2 separate regions of the Homo sapiens genome follow, and region 1 is linked to region 2. A link is a loop called in an ENCODE intact Hi-C map of the cell type or tissue named here. Cell type or tissue: ovary. All regions are shown on one strand. Links, peaks and the distances in the headings refer to the core of each region. The heading gives the core; the rest is flanking DNA. Region 1 overlaps PRKD1 (protein kinase D1). Region 2 overlaps PRKD1 (protein kinase D1).

The links. Peaks named below come from ENCODE experiments on the same cell type or tissue, not always from the same donor. Only the 100,000 strongest peaks of a DNase experiment are listed, where the experiment ranks them.
Region 1: a loop joins it to region 2, with 4 times the contacts of the local background. A loop is called at or near these places in 2 of 110 quality-filtered maps.

Annotation. Positions count from the first base shown.
Region 1 is chr14:29,660,328-29,668,678 of GRCh38, forward strand. It overlaps PRKD1 (protein kinase D1), which reads right to left. Exons shown (of 18, transcript NM_002742.3): 3 at 5,750-5,881; 4 at 3,372-3,532. Among named protein-coding and RNA genes, the nearest start is that of PRKD1, 260 kb to the right of the region's middle. RefSeq lists an enhancer at 3,099-3,663. In ovary, for the core only: no CTCF peak of the experiment used is centred there; no DNase peak of the experiment used is centred there.
Region 2 is chr14:29,720,343-29,728,693 of GRCh38, forward strand. PRKD1 (protein kinase D1) reads right to left here. Exons shown (of 18, transcript NM_002742.3): 2 at 5,194-5,332. Among named protein-coding and RNA genes, the nearest start is that of PRKD1, 200 kb to the right of the region's middle. In ovary, for the core only: no CTCF peak of the experiment used is centred there; no DNase peak of the experiment used is centred there; H3K27ac peaks cover 508 bases.

The sequences.
Region 1 (8,351 bases), core at 281-8,280, 60 kb before region 2:
TACTGCGCCTTTATAATATGTTTGGCAAGTCTCTGGTTTGTTCTACATCAGGGGTGCTCAACCTCAGCACTATTGACATTTTGGGTTGGATACTTCTTCATTGTAGGAGGCTGCCCTGTGTACTGACCTCTCTGTGATTGGTCACTCAAATCCAATTGCCTTGGTTGCTCTTGGGTGCCTTCAAATAGTGTTTTGTTATGTTATATTTTATTCGGCTTTTATCATTGTCCCTCATGGGAGAGTTTATCTGATTAAAGTTTTCCTTTACACCTAGGAACAGACGTTCTACAACAGATTATTATATTATAATAACTTTTTGCCTAAGACTAACCCTTGCCTGGTGTGGGTTCAATTGGCTTTGACTTTTCCCAAATACCACAAGAACACATGTAAATAAAATAAAAAGATGAGTAAAGCATACAGAAATAATAGACTCATTTAATACTAACTTCTTCTACAGTTGCCCAAAAGTCCATAAAACTGATATAATTTGATAAATATACTTATAGATAATGATACAGTGTATTAATGTGTTCCACTTAAGAATCTGCTGAGTTTTTCTTGTTTCCTTCTAATACTGATGATAGTTTACAAAAAAAAAAATCCATGCCCACAGAACTGTTATAAATTGACCACATCTTGGAATTTTTTAAAGATGGACTGTTTTATGGATAGCATAATGGATAGTTTACTGCCAAAGTTGATGACAGTTGAAGTTTGTCATGTGATCTATGCTATTATAATATTTTTTCTATCTTAACATTAGAGAAATCTGAGATTGAATTTCTGTGCCCAAATGGATAAACAAACAGAATTACCAATGTCGTAATCTGTATCTGAAAAAGAAACTTTATAGTCAAAATAGGCAATCATTTATGGAAAATATAACTTTCTCATATTTGAGAGAAAATATACTTACCATGGCAGACTTGCAAAATAAATGGTCTAGTGGCCTTAATGAGCAATGCTGTCTTTACAAGGGTCAGGCCATCATTCTTTTTGGAAATGGAAATTATTCTTTAATGTATATAGAACCCAAAGGTTTTACTATTATTGCTATAATATCACCTCTTATTAGGCACCCACTATAACTTTTAAACTATAGTTATTGGTGTTACTGGGTTGAAAAGGGATATAGGCATGGTACTCCCCGTGTGCCTTGGTCGAGCAGGGTGCTTTTGTTCCCGTATGAAGAAGCGAAGACATGAAAGGGAACAAAGGCAACAGGGAAATATGTGTCCTCCTCAAGGTGGGCCAATGTTTCCTACTTTCTCAGGGATTGGGTAAAAACAAAGACAAGTAGGCACCCCATAAGGACACAAAGGGCTTTGCTGTGTTTAAAACATGATTCTGAGAACCAGTGTGTCAAATAGTGTCACAAACATTACTTCCAAATGCATTTCTCATTTAAAGTTTACCTGAAGGCATTTTACACAAGGTTACGAAAGCTTATGACTCCCATCCCAGTAGCTTTAAAAAGTATCTTGTGGCTCCAATATTTTCTCACTTAATAAATATCTGATTTGATCATAATTTTACAAGCATTCTTGACAAAGTCTAATTTTAAAAATGTGTACTTATAAAATAGATTTTAAGCATTTTACAAAAAAATTTTAATTCACCATTTAATTTCAACATTTTATGTAACGTATCAAATAATTCAAATAATTTAGTGGTTATTTAATTTGGTTACATAAAGCATTATTTTATTGCTTTAATTTGGTTTTATTGCTTTTATTGCTTTTAAGCTTTTATTGCTTTAAGTTGGTTTAAAAACACAAAAATCCGTGTTAAATTATACTTACATAAGCTAAATTAGATTTATATAGAAACCATACATTTATATACATATATGCATAATTTACAATGTTGTTTCTTAAACTTATTTTTAAATGTCTATCTTATAAACATCATGACTCTCAGCAGCTATGCTTAAAAGCAAGAGTAATTGCTGTAACTTGTAAAATCACTAATTGCAAAAATTCAAACTCAAAGAACTTCTGAGCTGAGAAGATGACATAGGATTATTTTAAAACACAGACTTTGACTTAAGCACTTATCAGTAAGAATATCATAATTTCAATTAATAGAACTTCATGGAATAATATATGATCATGCATACATATTCTGAATAGGTATGAAGTTATAATATGTTCTTCTAGTTATTGGTGAAATTTAGTACCTGCCTTCTCCAACTAGGTTCACTTAGTGATGTACTGAAAACACAAGAAACCCCTAAAAGAGAGCCTTATAAAAGAGTATGGGATTTTCCTAATTATTAAAATAATTCATTTCATTTATACTCCTGGTTTACACTGTAAAAAAATTTTGGTGATATAAAGATCGTGATCACAATAAAATATTTTCCAAACAAGTAATTTATACAACTTCTTATAGATGTCTTCAGAATTTGTTACCACTCTCCACTCCAAGAGGGATCTATTCAACCTAAATGTTTAAGTATTTTCAAAATTTTTTTCTCTCTAATTGATTTTTACAGTAACAGGATTATAAAGCATCATTGTAATATCCATCGGGAGATAGAGGGGGTAAATATGGGAAATTTAAATCCTCAAACTATTAGCGTATTTCAGAATGTGTTTTTATTTTAAATAATTCACATAATTACCACAATTTTTATTTTGTTTCGAATGTTTGGAAAATCCAAATTTAACTTTCTTAAGGAAGAATATTAACCATATCCATAAGATATATATATATTTATTTGCATATTTTATATATAATATATATAAAATATATACTATATAATATATATAATATATAAAAATATATATCTTATGGATATAGTTAATATTCTTCCATATATATATATATATATATATTCTAGAGCTAATGGAAATATTTAAAGTGTTAAGTCCTATTTTTCTCACAGGACTTATCAATCAGTTTTTGACAATAAGCTGGCATGTATGCCAGTATGCCAAGCAATAAAGACTTTCATGGTTTCACAAGAGCAAATTTCAAGTTTCCTCCCAAAATAAATATTCAGCCATGCCACAAATTCCTCTAATAATCTTCAGAGAACATTTTGTATCTCTCTGGTTTCCAAATTTTGACAAGCGATGTTTTGCAACATTAACACATTAGTTCGTGCTGCTCTGGCCCTGTGACCACGATAAAACCTCACATATTTTATCATTTCACTAAGCTCAGAGATAAAAGCAAACTCAAAACTGTTGGATATTTGATGAGACACTGACCAATCTACAGCACAAGCCCTGAAGAAACACTGTCATTAACACCCTGGCTGCATTCTCCCTCCTAGCGCCCTGTCTTGGATTGACATTGCTATCACATCACCCCACAGATTTCTCATGTAAATGGGGAAGTGGGTAAACAGGAAGCCATACCAGAAGGGGCTCATCAGGGGCACTTGTAGAGAGTTCAGCAGATGATGTGCGGATGGTGCTGACCCCAGTGAGGGAAACGTTTGAGAGCCTTCTCCGCCTCACACCGCTGCAATTGTTGGGTATTTTAAATGCACATCTCTTATGGTAATTCAGACCACACCCTGGAAAGGGAAAATAAAAATTATTTTTATTGAACCATAAATTAAAAAGTGATTCCAATATTAGTGTAAAGTAGAAATTTAAAAAATAGTACAGCTTCCATTTTCCTTGAGAGTATTTGGAAATTCACATTTTCTTTTGAACATTCTCTGAATTTTTTTTCCAATTTGTTAATGGGTTTTGAATTCTGATCTTATTGCACAAGCTCAGGAACTATGCTAGGTATCATTTTTAAAAATGTTCTGTGATATAACAGTCTTAGGCTTGAAGGGATATAGAAATTAACTCAAATTAGATAATCTGAGCCACTTTTAGCTGCCGTAAGTTCAAATGTGAGTGGACACATAAAGGAATATTAATCACAGCACATCACAAGTTTTAGACAACACTAATTTGAATCTGGGCCTCATAACTTGCTTGTCTACATGGCCTGGAACAAAGTTTCACCTCAGTTTTCTCGTCTCTAAAATGGAGGTAATAACTACCTTGTAGAATTACTAAGAAGATATATAAAGTACCTCACATGCTGGTTTCCACATGGTAGGTGATCAATAATTGGAAACAGATTTCCCACCTAGGCAAGTGTCAGTTTCTTTTCAATATTTTTAATATTCATATTCCCCACGTAGCTGGAGGCCATTACTTAGAATCTCTCCATGTGTCACACAGCAGTCCGGACAGACAAATTTTCATAAAACCAGATTTTAGGCAGAGTTTCTTCCAGATTATTGTCTGCTAGCTTCCCTCTTCACAGACAGAAATTCAAAAATTGTGGATAGTTTATTTGTAGGTTGCATAATAAATGCTCAGTTATATTTGTCAAAGTTCAAAGAACTCTAACCCTGCCCTCCCAATCCAAAGAGAATAGAGTACAATTGCGCCAGTTTTAAAGATTATATCATGGTGTCCTAGCACCTTGAATTGTGCAGTTCAAAGTGTTCTTTCCACATTATGATAAAATTATGTTGTTGGTGCAGAAATGCAGATACATGTTCCAGCTCGCGACTCAACAGCTGAGTGAACTTAGACGGTTTAATTTCCTGAATCTCTGCTCATTTCAACAAATGTGTATTCAATGTCTACTATTCCAATTTCTGACTTATTTACTAGGCAAATTTTATTTTTAGTCGGCTGATAAAATATTGAGCACCATATAGGGGTGAAACATGTCCACATGATAAGGGAGAAAAGATGTGAGAATAAGGGTTCCCAGGTCAGACCAACTTTGTTCAAGACAGGAAACTTAAAGAAATGAACAGAAGAGAATCCATGTACCCCCTAAATGCCTGGAAGATACTTCGGGGAGATACTGCTACACTATTGTAGAGGGCACAACATAAGCAGATAGCTCCATCATGCATTATTTTTTATTTTTTACTATTTCATTAGCTTTAGGTGTACATGTGGTTTTCAGTACATGAATGAATTATATAGTGGTAAAGTCTGGGCTTTTAGTGTAGCTGTCACCCAAATGGTTTATGTTCATTGTACACAATAGGTAGTTTTTCATCCCTCAGCCACCTCTGAACCTCCTGCTTCTGATTTTCCAATGTCTATTACACCACTGTGTGTGCCCCTGTGTACCCACAGATTAGCTTCCACTTATAAATGAGAACATGTGGTATTTGGCTTTTGTTCCTGAGTTACTTCAGTTAGGATAATGGCCTCCAGTTCTATCCAAGTTGCTGCAAAAGACATTATTTTGTTCTTTTTCATGGCTGAGTAGTATTTCATGGTGTATATATATAATGCATATTGTGAATTGTATTCACAATTGCAAAGGTATGGAATCAACCTAAGTGCCCATCAACCAATGAGTGGATAAAGAGAATGTGGAGTGTATACACGCACACACACCAATGTATATACATGTTTGTATATATGTGTGTATATGTATATATGTGTATACATACATAGATCTATGTACATAGGTGTATATATACATAGACTTATGTAATAGGTGTATATATAGATAGATCTATGTATGTATACACACAAAAAAACCTATATTTTCTCAACCAAACGAGTGGATGAAGAAAATGTATATATACACACATATATATGTGCGTATATATATGTATATATGTACCACATTTTCTTTATCCACTCATTGGTTGATGGGCACTTAGCTTTTACGTATCTTTGCAATTGTGAATTCTGCTGCGATAAACACAGGAGAACAGCACACATTTAACTTGCATGGGAAGAAAATAACTTACCTTCACATTTAAGACCTTGACGTACCAGCCCCCACAGCATTTCTCCACAGTGATCACAGAAAGCTGGAGCTCTGTATGAATGAACAAAGAGAGCGTGGGGACGAATCTGAAAGTCTTCAAAGGTGGCGGAAGCTGTAAAAATAGTGATGTTGAAAAGTAAGTTGAATAGGCACTCTGATCTGTAAATAAAAAGTATGCAAGATAATAAATATGCCAGTACGGATATAACTCCCTAGGCAAAGTTAGGGAAGATAAGATGCAACACAGCTTGCACTTTCAGCCATTAGACATTATTCCCAGCCATAGTTTTACAGTTGGTGGCACAGCAACCATCTCTCTTCTCCTCTTCCTGCTTGACCAAGTTTCAGACCACTTTAAAAACAGCCAAAAAAATAGCAGAAAGCATGAATGAAAGTATAAGTACACCTGATTTACAAACACCTGATGATACTTAAAAAATATTTTACTTTTTCTCTTACTTAAATGAGTGAGAAAGGTATTCAAAAATATTAATGAAAAGAAGAAAGTTGATGAATTCAGATAGATCCGAAAAATAGTATCCTTGAGTTTGACAATGAAGAAGTACATTACAGGGTCCAGTTGAAAGATAGATATAAAATATGAGTGGCTTCCTTATATAGGGATAGAGCTGTCTGAACTCTTGGGCAATGTATAATAACTAAGCATTTAAATCATGACTGAGCAACAACCAAGCAGCCACTTCACCAACATGCCAAAGAGAGGGATTTAATACATACGCTGGTGAACTGCAGTCCATTCTGAGAAATACACCTTAATCAACCATATTCATGTTGTAGGGAACTTTTTGGTGTTGCTTACTGTTGCTTATTCTGTATGGTACTCATACAGGATATTAAAATCCATTTTTATTACATCTTTCCATATGATATTTTTATTGTATTATAAAAGTGGTTTGTGCTGTTTTGTTGTTGCTGAAATCAAGAAATAGAAAGGTATCGACAGCGGAAAGATGAGCTTTTTTCTTAGTGTCCTAATGGAAAGTGGTGGATCTTTCCAGACCTATGTGCACACAGTAAGCCTGAGGTTGCGGCTGCACAATATAGCACAGTACAGCACCTGGCAGGCAGAAGACCTGGGGGAAGCCTGACCTTTACCGGAGTGACATCTCAATAAGCACGAGTCTCAGTTTCTCATACCTAAAAAGAGACAGTCTGTCTGATGATGACTTCTCCAGTCCCTTAAAATTTAAACTTCCATTAATGTAAGAACAGAACCATATGAACTTAACTTTGTAAGATTTTATTTTACGAGAATTTTGGGGAAAACTGAGGCCTTCAATATATTCCTTGTCTTCTGCCTTCCTTTCCTTTCCTCCTCAATTCAAATAAGTTTAAGAAATTGCATATCACATTTCCCACTTCAAGATCCACAATATAATTGTCAATGCTTAATCCAAGTAGATCAGAAAAAAAGTGTGGTTTGGGTGCCAATCACCTACTTTGGTGGTTTGGTCAAAATGTGTCCAATTGGGAGAAGAATAAATTCTTTTTAAAATTGGTCTCTCATACTCATGTAGAAAATTTATTTTTAAAATATCAAAGAAAATAATTAAAGAGAAAACTTTATGTCAATTCTTAACTTCTAGCTTCTCCCCTCAGCCCCAAAATCACCCCTCCAGACCAAACAACTATGACAATACTATCACAACGATTAGTTGAATAATTACTTTAGTATTCAAAATAAGCCACATTAGAATTTGACAATACAAATACCAAGCTGGATTCAGACATTTTTGGAATTAATCAGAAGGAATATAAATAATTAAACTAAAGATTTTCAGTGACACTCCTCCAATTTATGCTAGGTAAATTTGTTTTTTTTTTTTCTTTCATTTTTTGAAGAGGATTAACATTCATAAGCAGTTAGCACCCTTGACTTATGTTTAAATGCCATATTTCTAAAGTTCAATTTTAATATTCTCCTGTTAATTTTAGAATAATTAAATACATTTTTAAAATAAAACTATGAAGTGTGGTGAGGTTTTTACATCCATTTGAAATCAAAGCACAACATCCATTCATTATGAATTTACCTGTTCTGCACCCTGGGGGAAATCAGCATTAGTTGAGTGTATGCATGCCACCTCGCCTAATCACAAAATTGCACTTCAGAGATAATCACTTAGCACAGGAAAACAAAGTGAATGCTGTAATTCCATTTCATTTAAGTTTAGGAATCAAAATGGACAGATAAGAATAGGAATATTAAAGTGTCTAGAGATTCCAAGAGAGGAACAATGGGCTATCTGTTAGTCTGTCATAATCAATCAGCCAACCTAAATTAAAACCATATGACAGGGCAACAAACTAAACACAATAGGCCCCTTATACTGGTATTTGTGTCTCTTTTATTTGCTCTATTCACAGCCTATTGTTATACTCCAGTGTGCAAGAGAAGAGAAAATGACATGCTTTTCTTAGTCATTGAGCATTTGAAACAGGTAATTGAGCCAAAAACCCTAAGATAATCAGTTCTTTTATGGTTCATTATAAATTGTTGCACAAATGGAGTAAACTGTTTGGTTAGCAGTACAGAAGAAATAAGGCTTCTGAAGCAAAAT
Region 2 (8,351 bases), core at 232-8,231:
TGGCCCTGGAAATTATACTCTATCCTCATGCCTAATACTTTACTTCCAGAATGAAAACAAGTATAGAATGCATGTAATATTATCACTGTATGATACTTTCATCTAGTAGAAGCTTTTTGTTTGATTAAAAAACAAACAAAAAAAATCCTGAAGCCCAAGCCGAGCACGGTGGCTCACGCCTGTAATCCCAGCACTTTGGGAGGCCGAGACAGGCGGATCACAAGATCAGGAGCTCAAGACCAGCCTGGCCAATACAGTGAAACCCTGTCTCTACTAAAAATACAAAAATTAGCCGAGCGTGGTGGTGTGCGCCTGTAATCCCAGCTACTCCAGAGGCTGAGGCAGGAGAATTGCTTAAACCCGGGAGGTGGAGGTTGCAGTGAGCCAAGATTGAGCCACTGCACTCCAGCCTGGGTGACAGAGCAAGATTCTGTCTCAAAAAAAATAAATAAATAAATAAATAAATAAATCCTGAAGCCCAAAGGTTTTGCAACTTGTACAAAATCATGAAGGAAATCAATGATACTACCTTCCTGAGAAATTAGTTCTTCAGCCCCTCAGATAAGTACCTGAATCATTTGGCAAACACATTGAACAATGTTTGAGGGCAAGACTTGGGGTGGGATAAAGGAAATGTCATCGCACTCTCACATAGCTGTAGCTCTCCTGAGAGTTCTGTTGATTTTTTCATTCCTCCTTCATCAACTACATCAAAATGGTTATTATGTTTGTTCACTTTTACTTCTAAAATATTTTTGACCTCTCTGTCTCATTTTCAGCTCTTCTGTCATAGCCCGAGAATAGGCCCACGCCTCTTCTGCCTGGACTACAGTGCCAGCTCTCTAATGAGGCTCCCTTCTCTTGATAGTGAGGACCAAAAACTAACTACATGTGGAAATAGCTTTTTGCAAAAGTTATAATACAAGATAATCTACTGTAAATCTATAATGAAAGAAGCCCAAGAAAAACATTTATTTTTTAACCTTAAGTGTAAGAAGGAAAGATTCAACATTTATCTTTCAAACTTTTAAAACTGTGACTTTATTTGAGGAATTCTTGTAGTCCTTTTCTAGTCTCTATTTAACTACCTACAAGATACACACACATATAGACATAAACACACACATATATACACTGATAATTATTAGAGATCAAGCCAAAACCAACCAAACAAACAGTGTTTTGAGTCATGTAAATGTAGTCCTGTTACTAATTTGTTTGCTAAGGCTGAATTATCAGGATTTGATAGAGGCCCATCATGAAGAAGGCTTCAAATACATTCCACAACCTTGATTTTACAGTTCAGTACCATACACTTGAACTTCACTCTGGTAAAAAAAAAAAAATTTCCATGTTCAGTGTTTTCCTACTTCTTAACAATAGTAAGAATGCTAGTCCTTTGTTTAACATACAAAGAGAATTTGCCAGTAGTGGGGATAGGTGGGGTAGGGAACTTTCATGCAGTTGTTATTTTTTTCCTCAATAACCCAATCCATCTACTCATGAGCAATCTTTTCCTGGCTTACTGCGTTTAAATGTACTAGCTCACACTAGTCATGTTTTTCAAAAAGAAACGGAGGGAGAAAAAAATCAGCAAATTAGCCAGAAGCAGCTTGGTTAGTTTTCACTCCCAAAGCAGTTAAAAGATGATGAAAAGTCTGAGCAGAAAATGATATAAGCAAAGAAAAAAAAAAATCTTGATGTTGTCTGAAGAAATAAAATTAACCTTGAAATTTTTCCCTATTTTTTCTCTCATTTTTACTGCAGTCCTGTGTCAGAAAATGTTCCTGCTGGTAGATTGTTAGTTAAATATAAAAACAACCAGGTTATGTTTACATCAAACTACAGAGTAAAATTTAATTTGTGATAAGGAAAAAGAAAGTTCAGATAAATAAAACTTAACAGTAAAACTACAGGCTTCAGAAGGAAAATGCAGCACCCTTCGTGTCCCCTTCAGGGACTAGGTCAGGAAGGAGTATGTAATCCAAGCTCTCCTGCACATATGGCCTGAAGTGTCCTTGCTGCTATCACTCGCCTTGCCACAAATTATAACATGGTACAATCCTACTCACTTGATAGGCCCTGATTTCTCTTATGTGGGCCAAAAGAATGCATAGCAAGAAGACTTGAAGTTCAGTTTATTTCTGAGGATATATCTAGAAATAATATTTTACAACAAATCGATATTTTTACAAAATGGTATATATGTAGTAACTTTATTCTCATAGCCAGTAGTTAATAAGTGAACTCATACATATTTATTGAGAACCTCATATCTATGGATAACAAAAGGATGAGGTGGGGGAAAGATTGCTGAACAATAGTTAGGCCAGGTGAAAGTTGGATCTGCATTTAGTCAGGTAGGCTGGGAACTGTGTGTCCTATGTGGCTCGGGAAAAGAATGGCAAAAATGGGTGGTAAAGTAATTCAGATTACTAACAGGTATTGCAGGCCCTGCCCGGGTATACAAAGTCATTGAAACTCCATCAAAGTGTGGTGTAAGACATGAATATAATAAGTCGCATGCTATGTGGAGAAAAAAGAAATAGAAAAATATGGTCAAAAATGGTAGGGAGTTAGTGATTAAAATACAGTGAAAAAGTCAGGGAACAGGAATGTGCACTTGGTAGAGATGGACAAGAAGGACAGGCTAGAGTAGGAGAAGAGGAGTGCTACCAAGTGGAGATTTTGAAGCTGGAGCCTTGTCTTATTGGTGAAGTCAGGAATGGCATTATGGGTGACTGATAATAAAAATAAATAACAAGGAATCTGAAGAATCATAAATATGTATGTTAACAAAACCAAGGATGAATGAGTACTTAAAATGGAAAGTAAAATTAGGAATCTGACAACAATTATTGCCATACTTAAATGGAAATGAGTCTTCAAGGAAAATAAATCACTTCACTGCAAAGAAGGTGACATAAATAATTAAATGGCAATGGGAAATCAGAAGAGGGCCATATCACTCAACTCCTCAACTAAGAGTGGAGGAAAATAAGAGGCAAAGCCTCTTGGAAATGGGGCATCACCTTCAGGAGAGTCAGGATGCAAGGAAGACATAAAGACCGGGAAAAAGAAAGGAACATCAGGCATTTGATCACAATAGACTCAGGGCCTAAAAAGGCTAAGGGAAAAGAGATAAGAGATATGGGTAAGAAACAGGGTTGTAATACAAAGGGGTGGGATGGTTTAAAAAACTATTGTAAACATAAACATTTATTGAGCAAATCACAATGCTAAGCAATAGAGTGGGAGAGGAGCTGGGAGAGTACTGCTGTCGATGGTTATAGGTAAGCGCAGGAGATCTAAACATAATTGAGTGTGCGTGTGTGTGTGTGTGTGTGTGTGTAATTGATATACTAACTGAACAATTTAAAGGGTCAATGACTTTGGGAAAATGGCACTATGTCGTTCAAAACTAGAATTAAACTGTTAGAGAATAGCTCCTTTTAAATTCCAGCAAAATAGCTGGTAAGAGTAAGGGAGCCCTTCTGGAGTCTGGTGCTGGGAAAGCAGGTAAGGAAATGGGCTGCTCTTAAATGCCCTCTCAACAACTGTGGCCAGGAAAACAGGAGACATGGAACATAAAGGGTGGACAGCAGGGGAGGTAGGGCATACGCACAATGAAGTTCTCAATTTGCAAAGATGGGAGAGGAAAAGCAGAATGCTGTTCTCATGCAGCAAGGGAATTCTAGAGGGCTACATCAGGTCAACACGAGGGAAGAGCAGGTCTGGCTCATTAATGCTGGGATAACATGCAAATAAGCAGTCCTCTCCTACATAAATACACCCACACACAGGTTGCATTCAATCTGTCTGCTACTACTCTAAAGTGCTTGATAACAAAAGTAAAATGGAAAGAATAATACATTATATTTAGAAATGCAATTTTAAAAGTCCTCATATATTTCTGGACATTGACACAAGGCAAAAGGACTCATAAAACATTACATTATTTACAAAGCAGCCTGGCTGTGAGTTTAATATGAATTATGGCAAGAACTGATCCAGTGCATGATTTCCCTGAATAATTAATTTAGTGTTCAGAAACAGGAAACTTAGAAAACAACATGTCTAGTCCGTAGTTTTGAGAGGTCAGGTGCAGGCAACAGAAAAATAATTACCTTTATCTAGCAAAAAAGTTGTTTTATAGGATCCATCTACACAATGAAGTTGTGGCAATCCCAGGATCTCACACAACTGTAGGCAACCAATAAAGATAAAAAAGAGAACTAGACTGAATCAAAGCAAAGTGAATAAAACAAAGATAAATTGAATTATAATCAGTGCATCCAAGTACTGGGCTCTGAACAAGTTGAGGAACTTGAGGAAATAAACTTGAGACTCTGTAATGCTGCTGGACTTCTTTTATTCAAAGAGATGGTAAACAAAGAAGGCATGAGAGGAGAAAAGAGCAAGGCAATCCAAGTTTCTCAATAATTATTCTCTTTTTAACAAAAATAAACAATAAAAATTTGGATACATTATCATTGCATTGAGTATCATTGTAAGGATCTCCACTCTAGCTGTTGTTCTCTGGTGCTTTTTAAAAAGGTTAAATACATTCTTTTTTTTCTGTTTGGTTAGGCACAGTCCTATTACTAACTGCTAAATCCTAAACAAGAAATAAAAAATGTGAGCAGAGGCAAATGTAGCCATTTCTCAGGGACTGAGTTAACTAGCGTCACATGGCATGACCTGACCTTCTCTAACTCCTGGGCTCTGGCTTCCTCCTTGGTCTTGGCTTACCTCATAGCTACTGGACTTTTGACCTTAGTAAGTCAAAGGCTTCTTAGCCCTGGTGCTATTTCTTGGCTTCCACACATTCTGTACAATTGCAGCCCTGACAGCTAATTTAGCTTCACTGTTGGTGAGTTTCTTGTTTGCTTTTGCTGCTGTCCAAATGATTCAAGGTGCTGAATGACGCCATCTGTATGTTGCTAGAGGCTGAGAGGGGGCTGGGAGGAAGCCTTAAGTCAAGAGACGTGATTGGAGCAGTACTGGGTGTGGACACAGCCAATTAAAGGGAAACCTTTTGTTTCCCTTTTTCATGTGGACAGAGCTCCAACATCTTCTCTTGGAGCTGAGTTTGAGATATGCTTTTTATGTTTCCTTAAAAACATATGCCCAAGAATTCTTCAAATACAACTTCTAATCTACGGATAAAGAAAAGGTATAAAAGTATACTACCTGACAAGACCACTTCAATAAGATCGCCTTCCTGGATATCACTGGCCGCTTTCACCAGCTGAAGGATGTTTTCAGAGGTAGGGTCATGGCGAAAAAGCAGGATCTTATCATACATTCCGTAGAAACCACATTCAGGGAACTGCAAATACAAATACCATGAGAGTGTAAATGTCAAAATCCTTCCAAATATTTTGTTTTAAATATTTCAGGGCACAAATACAAGCTAATTAGAAAAGTTCAAAGTATCTAGATCATTAAAATATTTTAAAATTAAAAAATAAATAAATGGTAGAGTTGATATTGGGAAGACTCCAAATCAGAAGGAAAGAAATCACATAGATCACAGGGGCAGTAATGGTCAAGTGGTTTTCTAATTAGACAGCAAGAAAACAAGAGAATATGAGATAAGATTTAAATAAGTTCTGGCAGTAAAGTGGTTAAGAAATATAGGTGGGAAGAGGTGTGCACTTTCAGATGATTTACAGCAATCCAGTAACATAAAAAATGGGAGTCGCTTTATTCCAATTCCATTACACATAATAATGGCAATTTGTTTGCAAAAAACTGGGTCTGTCTGTTTTGGCATATTCAAAAATAAGAGATGCCTCAATAAATCTAAACATATTCTGTATGTGAGTAGTAGCATTATCTAGATCCTTTGATCAGGAGATCAGGGGAGGCAATCCACCTCTCCCTTCTGCTGCTGCCCCTACTGCATTCCATGTGGCTTTCATGCAATCTGTCAATCCACAATCTCATGAGCAGTGTAAGAAAAGGTCCATCTGCACAGCATGGAGGGTTTCTGTTAAAGCAAACAACCTAGGCTAATTTATTATATGAAAAGGGCCCTTTTCTTGTAATGACTTTTTCACATAATTATTAAAGAATGCTATTTCTGCCATAAATTGACATTTGTAATGTAGTGGGAAAAGATGCAAACTCAGGGAAAAAGAAAATTATCTTTCTTCATCCTGGAACTGATGACAGATCTGACACTTATGTCAATACAGGTGGACCTTAAGAAGCTACTGTCGGGGAGAAATGTCCAGAATCTAATACCTGCTGGAGATAAAAACAATACATTATAAACCTCTCTTTCTTTTTCTTAGTCTTAGAATTAGGGGCTAAATTCACATGAATCATTTTGTGTATGAACTAAAAATAAATATAATGAGAACATCTTATTGCTCTTAGTGCTGATGACCAGGCTTAAAACTATTTCTGCATGTCACTTAGTAAAGTTAACTTCCTTAAAAAAAAAAAACACAACAGCTGAAATGATGTCACTGCTTCCAGTGTGCTAACTAAAAGAAAAAAAAAACTTAGTTCACTTTATTTTTTTTAGAAATATGTCCAATAGTCCTTTGGGTATATACCCAGTAATGGGATGGCTGGGTCAAATGGTATTTCTAGTTCTAGATCCCTGAGGAATCGCCACACTGACTTCCACAATGGTTGAACTAGTTTACAGTCCCACCAACAGTGTAAAAGTGCTCCTGTTTCTCCACATCCTCTCCAGCAGCTGTTGTTTCCTGACTTTTTAATGATTGCCATTCTAACTGGTGTGTAATGATATCTCATTGTGGTTTTGATTTGCATTTCTCTGATGGCCAGTGATGGTGAGCATTTTTTCATGTGTCTTTTGGCTGCATAAATGTCTTCTTATGAGAAGCATCTGTTCATGTCCTTTGCCCACTTTTTGATGGGGTTGTTTTTTTCTTGTAAATTTGTTTGAGTTCATTGTATATTCCGGATATTAGCCCTTTGTCAGATGAGTAGGTTGCGAAAATCTTCTCCCATTTTGTGGGTTGCCTGTTCACTCTGATGGTAGTTTCTTTTGCTGTGCAGAAGCTCTTTAGTTAATTAGATCCCATTTGTCAATTTTGGCTTTTGTTGCCATTGCTTTTGGTGTTTTAGACATGAAGTCCTTGCCCGTGCCTATGTCCTGAATGGTAATGCCTAGGTTTTCTTCTAGGGTTTTTATGGTTTTAGGTCTAACGTTTAAGTCTTTAATCCATCTTGAATTGATTTTTGTATAAGGTGTAAGGAAGGGATCCAGTTTCAGCTTTCTACATATGGCTAGCCAGTTTTCCCAGCACCATTTATTAAATAGGGAATCCTTTCCCCATTGCTTGTTTTTCTCAGGTTTGTCAAAGATCAGATAGTTGTAGGTATGCGGCATTATTTCTGAGGGCTCTGTTCTGGCAAAGACTTGGAACCAACCCAAATGTCCAACAATGATAGACTGGATTAAGACAATGTGGCACATATACACCATGGAATACTATGCAGCCATAAAAAATGATGAGTTCATGTCCTTTGTAGGGACATGGATGAAATTGGAAATCATCATTCTCAGTAAACTATCGCAAGAACAAAAAACCAAACACCGCATATTCTCACTCATAGGTGGGAATTGAACAATGAGAATACATGGACACAGGAAGGGGAACATCACACTCTGGGGACTGTTGTGGGGTGGGGCGAGGGGGGAGGGATAGCATTGGGAGATATACCTAATGCTAGATGACGAGTTAGTGGGTGCAGCGCACCAGCATGTCACATGTATACATATGTAACTAACCTTCATATTGTGCACATGTACCCTAAAACTTAAAGTATAATAATAAAAAAAAGAAATATCTCCAATAATACTATTACAGCACAAGGAAACAAAGGGAAAATAAAAATAACATTTTCTTCACTTTAAAAAACAATGGATACCTCATGCACTATTTTAAAAATCAACTTCATTGAAGTATAAATTACATGAAATAAATTGATATAAGTGGATAAATCTATGAGTCTTGACAAATATAACTACCCATATAACCAAAATCACAATCAAGCCATGAGACATTTTCATCAACCCCAAAAGTTTTATTGCAATCTATGTAACCAACAATGTTAACCTCAGGCACAGATCTACTTTCTGTCACCCTAGTTTACCTTGTCTGACATAGAATTTCATGTAAATGAAATCATAAAATATGTTATATGTACTCTTTTCTGGCTGGCTTTTTTGGCTTATTATAAAGTTTTTGAGATTCATTCATACATACATTTGGGTTCTTTCACCTTTTATTACTTATTAGTATTTCATTAAATGGATCTAGCATAATTGTTTATCAGTTCACCCACAAATGGACATTGTAGTC